Linked DNA regions of Homo sapiens: region 1 is linked to region 2. Evidence: chromatin contacts called from ENCODE Hi-C or POLR2A ChIA-PET data. All regions are on one chromosome and are shown on one strand. The core of a region is the stretch at or near the end of the contact, and the rest is flanking DNA. Distances in the headings are between cores, read along the strand shown. Region 1 overlaps CUL2 (cullin 2). Region 2 holds the start of PARD3-DT (PARD3 divergent transcript).

Evidence for each region. A loop is a pair of places that touch in the nucleus more often than their neighbours do. ChIA-PET counts read pairs that join two places held with the same protein, here RNA polymerase II (POLR2A). Pooled maps may share reads with other maps.
Region 1: a pooled map shows a loop between it and region 2 (2.0-fold over the local background). The contact joins the enhancer-like site here to the promoter of PARD3-DT in region 2. A Hi-C loop is called at or near these places in 1 of 50 pooled maps. POLR2A ChIA-PET finds 5 or more read pairs at or near these places in 3 of 52 experiments (BJ, RWPE1 and WTC11).

What each region holds. Positions count from the first base shown.
Region 1 is chr10:35,056,191-35,061,033 of GRCh38, reverse strand. It overlaps CUL2 (cullin 2), which reads left to right. Exons shown (of 21, transcript NM_003591.4): 4 at 66-160. Among named protein-coding and RNA genes, the nearest start is that of MIR3611, 21 kb to the left of the region's middle. Within about 2 kb of position 2,738, at least 4 of the 41 ENCODE cell types and tissues checked have a DNase peak (open chromatin) inside an H3K27ac peak, as active enhancers do.
Region 2 is chr10:34,812,916-34,817,548 of GRCh38, reverse strand. It overlaps PARD3-DT (PARD3 divergent transcript), which reads right to left and starts at 1,781. Exons shown (of 2, transcript NR_108043.1): 1 at 1,748-1,781; 2 at 1,127-1,429. PARD3 (par-3 family cell polarity regulator) reads left to right here and starts at 2,253. Exons shown (of 25, transcript NM_001184785.2): 1 at 2,253-2,673. The coding sequence starts at 2,554. RefSeq lists silencers at 1,905-1,954, 2,045-2,214, 2,735-3,014.

The sequences.
Region 1 (4,843 bases), core at 1,489-3,988, 240 kb before region 2:
TTTTATTGTTGACAGTGAAAATGATTATTGCTTTTCAAGTAAAAATATTTTTCCTCTTTATATAGAGAGTTTTGGAGTCAGAAGAACAAGTACTTGTTATGTATCATAGGTACTGGGAAGAATACAGCAAGGGTGCAGACTATATGGACTGCTTATATAGGTGAGTGTGCCTTTAAAATCTAGACAAGCTAAGCAGCGTTGCCTGCATTCAGTAGTTGACAGGATAATTTTTTTATTGCCTATTTCTCATTCACATATGCAAAACTAAAGCATTCTCTCTGACATGGACTTTTCTCTGCTGTGGGGAAAGGTCTATAGTCAGGGTAAGGTGGGTATTTAGGAGCCAGGGAGTGTGTGGAACGTTCTGTGAAAAGTAAAACTGTACTCGATTGCATGGCTCTGTTTCTTCTGATTGTTTACAACCTGTAGCACATGTTTAATCTCAACAGAGATCAATGTGAAAATTCAACTTGCATGAAACTTAGTGGGAAAATCTCAGCTCATGTCCCCTCGATATGTTCTTATTTGACTCTAGCATTCAGTATTTTATGTTTGATGCAAACGATGTTAGATAAATTACTGGGTTATTTTCCCCTTGAAGTTCTGCATTCCCCATGGTCTAGGCATATTGAATTACTTGTAGTTTCCTAATGGCCCATGGTCTCTCCCATCTTCCTGCCTTTCCTGGTGCTGTTCCATCTGCCTGGATTGCTTCTCTTTCTTTTTCTATTTTTCTTTCTTTTATTTTGTCCTTTTTTTTATTTTTTATTTTTTGAGGCAGGATCTCACCTAGGCTGCAGTGTAGTTGCATGATCTCAGCTCACTGCAGCCTCAGCCTCCTGGGCCCTAGCAATCCTCCCACCTCGAACACCCTTCTCCCCAGTTGCTGGAACAACAGGTGTGCACCGCCATGCCTGGCTAATGTTGTTCATTTTTTGTAGAGATGCTGTCTCACTATGTTGCCCAGGATGGTCTTGAACTCCTGAGCTTAAGCAGTCCTCCCTCCTCAGTCTCCCAAAGTGCTGGGATTACAGGCATGAGCCACTGTGCCTGGCTAAATTAGTACTATTAAATTGGTGCTATTTGTGAACTTTTAGTAAATGTTGCAGCCTATTTAATATGTGTTTGTGTATGTGTGTGTAAAATGATATGAGTTAGTTAGTATCTCTGTTTTTTACAGAGGAAGAAAGCAATGCTGAGAGCATGATTTTGTTGAAGGTCACTCAGCTAATGAATCACAAAGGCAGGATTTAAACCCAGATCAGTCTGAATCCAAAGCCCATCCATTTAACCACTTCATTCTACCATAATCTTGTTCCAGAAACATGGTATTTCACTTAAGTAGATTCTATTCTCAATCTTCTTGTACAGGCATACTTTGGAGATGATGTGGGTTCAGTTCCAGACCACCACATGTAAAGGGAATATTGCAGTAAGACAAGTCACACAAGTTGTTTGGTTTCCCAGTGCATATAAGTTATGTTTATGCTATACTGTAGTCTGTTAAGTGTGCAGTAGCATTGTCTAAAAAAATGTGCACAACTTAATTTAAAATTACTTTATTGCTAAAAAAAATGCTGTTGATCATTTGAGCCTTCAGCAAGTTGTAATCCTTTTGCCAGTCTTCTTACCTCGGTGTTGATGGCTGCTGACTGATCATGGTGGTGGTTGCTGAAGGTTGGGGAGGCTGTGGCAATGTCTTAAAATAAGACAACAATGAAGTTAGCTGCATCAGTTGACTCTTTCTTCACAAAAGATTTCTCTCTAGGGTGCAATGCTGTTGGATAGCATTTTACCTGCAGTAGAAATTCTTACGAAATTGGAGTCAGTCCTCTCAAACCCTGCCACCACCTTATCAGCTAGGCTTATGTAATATTTGAATCCTTTGTTGTCATTTCAACAATGTTCATACCGTCTTATTAGGAGTAGATTCTGTCTCAAGAAACCACTTTCTCATCCATAAGAAGCAACTCCTTATCCATTCAAGTTATATCATGAGATTGCAGCAATTCAGTCCCATCTTCAGGATCCACTTCTGAGTTCTCTTGATGTTTCCACCACACCTCCAGTCACTTCCTCCCCTGAAGTCTTGACCCCCTAACTCATCCATGAGGGTTGGAAGTGTTAACTGAATTGAGTGACTGAGGCAGCTGTCTCAATCAAGGTTTATTGAGCTAGCTTAAGGATGCTCCCAGGAAAAACGCAAGGCACAGATGCATCTGTGGCTGTTTTGTCCAAAGAGGTTCTTAGGAGGGTTAGTGTTTATACATTTTCCTTAAAACATGAGGGGTGGTGGCAGTGAGGCAAATGGTTACCTACTTGTGAGACTAATTAATGCCCAGTAAATCTACATTTTATATAAGATAAACCTTTGAAGCAAAAGGAAATAGAAGAAGAAAACAGTTGTGCAGACATCTCAGGGAAGGAATGATTACTCTCATCTTGCCTTTGCTCTGTGCCTGGGAATTATCAGCTAAGAATCGACACTTATCAGGTGGATGCTAGCAGACCTTAGGTTTTAGGAACTAGACTTTAGACTACAGATCTGGAGTTACAATGGACCTGTCCTTGTGTTATGGGAGGATTTACATTTTAATGGTTTCGAGGCTAGCAAAGAATTTACGAATGAGTGACTTTTTGAGGCGGGTTAGTCATCAGGAAATGGCTGAGGCTTTTTGCCTTACCACGGGGGTCTGGCTAATATATAATGTTTCGACACAAACTTGTAAGAGTTATTCGTCCAGGAAGAGGATGGCCATTTAGCATGACTCAGCCTCCAAGGTTAAATTCCTGTTTTGGCATAGGAGTTTTGGGAATCCTGAGATTTTATTTCCCTTTATAGAATCAGCATCTTCTAATCACCTGTTCATAATGATATTTAGACCTTCTCCCATGAATCATAAATGTTCTTTTTTTAAAAATTTTATTACTAATTTTTGGGACCGAGTCTCGCTGTTTCCCCGGCTGGAGTGCAGTGGCACAATCTTGGCTCACTGCAGCATCCGCCTCCCAGATTCAAGTGATTCTCCTTCCTCAGCCTCCTGAGTAGCTGGGATTACTGGCACGCGCCACCACACCTGGCTAATTTTTGTATTTTTTTTTAGTAGAGATGGGGTTTCACCATGTTGGCCAGGATGGTCTCGAACTCCTGACCTCGAGTGATCCACCTGCCTCAGCCTCCCAAAGTGCTGGGATTACAGGCGTGAGCCACTGCGTCCAGCCCATGTCTTTATTAAGAAGCAAATATGTGGTTAATAAATTTGATTGTAAAATACTACAGTGACTTATAAAATAAGAATGGTGTCCATATTAAAATGAAAAATGGCACTGTTTATATTTTAAATTGTGACTTTATTTTCTTTTTTTCTTTTTTTTTTTTTTCAGACGGAGTCTTGCTCCGTCGCCCAGGCTGGAGTGCAGTGGCACGATCTCGGCTCACTGCAACCTCCGCCTCCTGGGTTCAAGTGATTCTCCTGCCTCAGCCTCCTGAGTAGCTGGGATTACAGGCAACCACCACCATGCCTGGCTAATTTTTGTATTTTTTTAGTAGAGACGGGGTTTCACCATGTTGGCCAGACTGGTCTCCTGACCTCAGGTGATCTGCCTGCCTCAGCCTCCCAAAGTGCCAGGATTACAGACATGAGCCACCGTGCCTGGCCATGACTTTATTTTAAAACATTGTATTTCAAGCTTAAATTTACCAAGAGTAAAAATCTGCAATAAGAAAGACATAGTTAATGTAAGTTAGTTTAAATTTTATTCTGTGAGGAAAAGATAATACTGGTTTGTCTTTGCAGATACAAAGCATGTAAAGCTGCACTAAATCAATACCTGGCTCAAGAATATACATCTAGATCTTTGGAATGGATTAGTGAATGCAGGCCTGATCTGCAGATTTAGCATCTGCTTCTATGCTAGGCAGTTTACACTTATTATGTAGGTAAAGGAAGCTCCTGTAGAATTCTGAATAGGAAAGTAACATCCTGACAGCAGAATTTTTAGATGAATTAAAGATGCCAGAAACTGAAGTAGAGCCCAGTCATAAAAGTGTTCCACATAATCGGGGCAGAGGGTCAGCAAGTAGATTGGAAGTCAAAGGAAGTAGTGAGAGGAAGTGATGCATACTTTAGGAAGACAGGAAGACTGACTGATTAAAGCAGGCAAAATGGAAGGATGAGATAAGTGATTCTGATGTTTTAGGCGAGGTTACTGGAATGGTCTTGGTGCCAGTGACCAGAAAAGAAAACTGGTTTGGAGCAGATTCCGTATTGGAAGGCATATGTAAATGGTAATATGACAATTAAGTACCCTCTACTGAGGGAGCACCGCTCCTGACGAAATCTTATATTTGTTTGTATATTGTACCACAGAGTGAGCTCTGTGTGGGCAGAGACCATATTTTTGCTTTTCATCTTTGTGTTTCCAGTGCCTCATGTTGACCTGGCACACGATATACCCTCAGCCGATGTTGAATGGGAGTGGAAGACCTCTCCTGAGTTTCTGTGCCAGCCCTGCCACTTAGGAGCCGATTGACCTTTGGCAAGCTCTTTAACCTCTCTAGGCTGCAGCTTTCTTATGTATAAAATGATCATAGGAGTACCACATACATCTGTCTTATAGTATTCAGCCACATAAAATGCTTAGGGCTGTGTCTGACAGGTGATCTCAATAAATGTTAGTGATTACTTTTATTTCCTGGTATTCATGGCTTTTATGATCTGGCTGCAGGCTGCTTTTCCAGGTTTGTGTTCTACTGTTAGCTTTTGCTATCCTTGCTGTCTGGAATGTTATCCATTTATTTATTCAGTAATTATTTTTTGAGGACTTGACTTTTGCCTGCCAC
Region 2 (4,633 bases), core at 532-3,031:
ATGTCCTATGTACTCTGGTTATTACTGAAAAATGACTTTCGATTAGAATTATTTTGAGAAAGCCCCACTCTAATTTATTATACTCAAGCTAGTATACCCCTCTGAACTAGTGTAGCATCAAAACTAGTATACATTCTCTGCCGCGCGGTGGCTCACGCTGCAATCCCAGCACTTTGGGAGGCTGAGGCGGGCGGATTGACCAGCCTGGCCAGCATGGTGAGACCCTGTCTCTAACTGAAAATACAATAATTAGCTGGGCGTGGTGGCGGGCACCTATAATCCCAGCTACTCGGGAGGCGGAGGCAGGAGAATCATTTGAATCCAGAAGGCGGAGGTTGCACTGAGCCGAAATCACGCCACTGCGCTCCAGCCTGCGCAACAGAGCGAGACTTGGTCTCAAAATAAATAAATAAATAAATAAATAAAAATAAATACATAAATAAATGTAAAAAACACAAAATAAAATAAAGTAGTATACATTCTAAACTAGTAGTATACTCTCCCAATGCATGAAAACAGAAACAACACCTATAATTATCAGTAATTGTTGTTGTGGATCCAAGTATCTATGTAAGAAGCAAAAAACCCACATCAACAGTTGTTGTCATCGTTGTCACAAACTTAATTACTGGCTAGAAATGTCTAGTGCTGCAGCCAAACAGCAGTAGGAGGAGCCTTTCCCATGGCTGAGTGGAAGGAGGGAAACCTAGACTATTTCTGGGTCTGCCTTGAGCTTTCTCTGCCGCCTTGGGCAAGTGACTTTGGCCCTGGGTCAATGTCCTGGAGTAAGATGGGGCTAACACCACTGCACTGATTTGCTGGGACAGGTGGTGGAAAGTGGTGGTCCAGGGCTGGGAGAGGAGAGGAAGGGCAATGTTTCCTAGGAGAAACTGCACTATGCTGGGGCAGCTGCGGTGCTGCAAAGCGCAGGGAGTGTGGCAAGCGGACGAACCTCGTGTCTTGTTTCCTTGTTTTAAGATTGGAGGTGGAGTGGGATGGATGGTCGATCGCCAGCTCTTCCAGCTCTTAAGTGCTCAAGTTCTGCGCCAACCCAGGGGAGCTTGATTGCTTTCACGTGTCTTGGAAACAACTGGCAAAAAAGAATTTCACATAGTCTGGAAAGGGCTTGGGACAGGGACCACTCTTTGCAGACATTTGTCATTCTTTAAACATAATGACATACATTTATTAAGGACTCATAGTCCATAACTAAGACAAAATGAGCTTCAGTTACGTTCCCTAACTCGGTCCACGTTCCTTTAGAACGTCTCAAGCCCGCATGTCACTCATCGCGGAGTCGCAGCCTTCCCCTGGGTTCGGGCGTCTGCGTTAAGCGCCGGCACATCGTGGGGATCCCCGCGTGAGATTTCTCTGCGCCGTCGGAATAGACTGTTCACGGATTCGCGTTAGGATTCCTTATGCTGCAGAACTTCAAAGAAATAAATGTATCAGAATTGCGATGTTTAAGTTCTAATCTATTTAAGCGGGTGGGTCAGCAGAGGGTCAACAGGAAACTTCAAGGTAAATAGTGGCCTCTGGAAAAGGCCCGGTCGCTCACGGCTTCCCCACTGTCTCCCCAGAGCAGACTATTAATTCTTGCGTTTCAGGCAGAACTGCCGCTGCCGGCCCTGCAGCAGAGCTAGGGAGCGGGCAGGGCAGAAACCCAGCCGAGCAAGCTGCAGGCTCGAGTCCCCGCGGGCGGAGAGGCTCGGGCTGGAGCCTCCGGGGCGGTGAGGAGGGGACTCACCGCACTGAGCACAAACTGCTTTCCCCGGGAGCGCCTGCACCCAAAACCCTCCAGTTCGAGGAATGGGATTAAAAGTGACAAAGAAAGGGGAAGGGGGGCTCCGTGGAGACTTCTGGAGGCGTGGAAGGGGCGTCCCCGAGGAGGGGCGACGCAGCCCTGCAGGGTGCTGGGCGGGCGGGGTGAAGGGGGCTGGGGGGCGCCTGGGCCAGGGCTGGTGGGGGCAGACGGCCGCCTGCCCGTGCTGGCACTGGGGCGAGGGGTCCCGCGCCCCCGGAGGGAGGGAGGGAGGGAGGGAAGGAGGGAAGGAGGTCGGCCCCCGAGGGCGGTGGCGGGGGCGCGAGCTGCGGTCCTGCGCTCCGCCCCGCGCGGGTAGCCGGCCGCGCCTCCCCCTGCCGCATGTGCGCGGTGTTGTGTGCCCTGCCCTGCTCCTCCCCCTCCCCTCCCCTCCCCTCCCCTCCCCTCCCGCCGTCCCCTCCCCCAGCGGCCCCGAGCGAGCGCCAGCGCCACACAGCCCCGGGCAGCCGCCGGCGAGCGCGCCGCGACGCCGAACAGGTGGCCGGAGGCTGCGGGCGCCGCGGCGGGGAGAGGCGAGGCAAGCCCCGGGCGAAGCGAGGCGAGGCGAGGGCGGCCGGGCCGGGCATGCGAGCTGAGCGGCCCCCCGGCGTCGCCGCCGCCTGCCCGCGCCCCTAGCCGCCCGCGCGCCCGAGTCCCCAGCGGCTCCTCCGCGCCCAGCGTCCTCGGTCCCGGCCTCGGCTGCTCCGGCTGCGCTCGGCGAGGGGCGCGGGCCCGCCCGCGGCGGCGGCGGCATGAAAGTGACCGTGTGCTTCGGACGGACCCGGGTGGTCGTGCCGTGCGGGGACGGCCACATGAAAGTTTTCAGCCTCATCCAGCAGGCGGTGACCCGCTACCGGAAGGCCATCGCCAAGGTGAGGGGCCGGGGGCGCGGGCGGGGAGGGGGCGGCGGCGGGGACGGCGCCGGGATCAATATGGCGCTTCCTGGAAGGGGGAGGAGAGGCGCAGGGAGGCGGGGAAAGGGAAAGTGCGGCCGGTCGGGCCTCGCGGGCGCCCCCCGCCCCGGACTGCGGGCGCCAAAGTTCTCTGCGCGGGCCGGGGCGCAGCCTCTGGGACACCCAGCCGGGTCCCGCGGCCCCCGCCCTCACCCTCCGCCCGGGAGCTCCGGCCTCGGTAGCGCGGGGCGAGCCGGGCAGCGGCGCATAGGCCGGCCCTGGGCGCCTCCCCGGAGTCTGCAGACCCAGCCAAGCCCCGAGCCAGCGCGCGGGGGGCGCAGGCCGGGAAATCCAGCCCCAGGCCTTTCCCGGCTCCCAGGCCCCGGGGGCACAGGCCGGGGACTGGGAACTTTTGGTGTGAGGAGAGTTTCGTGACTGCCCTTCCGACAGAGGCGGGTTGCGAGCCTTCTGCCTCCTCTCCCTTACTCGGGCGGGGGCGGAACAGCGGCGGGGGGCTTTTCCTCCATGTCCCCTGCTGGTAGGGGCCGGCAGGGGCGGCCCGTCGCGTCCGGGGGCTGCAGGGTTTGGGGAGTCGCCGGCTTGGGGTCGGGGAGGCGTTCCCGGGAGGGCCACCGCTGGCACTTGGCACTCGCTTGCGAGCATTTACTGAGCTGATCCCACTTGCTGGGCTCTGGAAAGCACAACCTTGGAAGAGTCGCGGAATGAAAAGTTTTCCTGCGAGGACCTCAGCTCCTACCTATCCCGGGCTGGTTCCATGTGGCTGGGCTGCGGGGCCGGGCCTGACTTGGGAGTTGAGTGGATTTCCCTTTTTCCTGGTGGACTGATAACATTGTCTCCACTTCACAGCATTCCTCTACTGTGTGTCAGAAGTGAAAAGGCGTTTTGTTAAATTGTTTTACCGACTGTGTCTGTGTTTGACAACAGCCCACGCTGAAGTTTCTCCCAAGCACCCGGGGATATATTTCCTTTGTAGTAGAGTCCTCTTTGGTGGGGAGCGCATTCGTTTGGGTGCAGTATTTCCCATTTGTTCCCGACAGTGGCCTGGCCCCTGTGGGCTTGGGGGCTGCAAATGACGTTGGAAAGTGGCTTGGTCAGCCCTATTGAGCGTACACAGGGTACTCCGGTGGCATCTTCAGTTCTCTCAGAAATTAAGAAGTAAAAGCTTTTTAGACTTTTGTTTTGCTTTTAGTATATATTGGAAAAAATAGCATAAATTTGGCCTTTTAAAGATAATTTTGGGGGACGTTTGGAGACCCGACACAAGGATGGAAGACGTTGGCTTTAGTAGCTCTGTTATGTTCCTTACAGTTGAACTCTTTTATTGAAAATCAAATAAAATTAGTGGGAATTGGGCACCTGTTTATCTTGCAAAGCTGACAAAGGGAAAGAAAACCATCTAAATGGACATTTAGCATTTTTAAGTGTTGTTTATGTGTGACAGTTTATGCTTTAAATGTTCCAAAAGAGTACTCAAATTGTTCAGGCACTCTGGAAACCAACAAAACAAATTGTGCAAGGAAAGAGAAATAAAGTAATATGCACTCTGCAGTACGTCTAGGCTCCTGAATAGGAAGAGGGTGGTCAACATTTTCTTTCACTTTACTAATTTTATGTGATTAAAATTGTTTTACCTACTGTGTCCCATGTTTCATCCTGCACAAAATAGACATAGGCTGAACTGCCTGTTTGGCAGTAGTTCAAATGTAGTTGTTCCAGGCATTCGTTCCACAGAAATTCTGAAGCTTTGACTGTGTCCATGGCACTGTTCTGGGTGCTGGACATCTAAGGGACCCACTGGCTGTGAGAAGCTGAGCAAGAGGCTGCGGGGTCCTCCAGGTGAAGGAGCTGGTGATGACATGGGGAGAAGAGGTGGCCTCTGGGATGCTGGGTGGCTAGAGTGCAGGGCCTTGGTCACGGA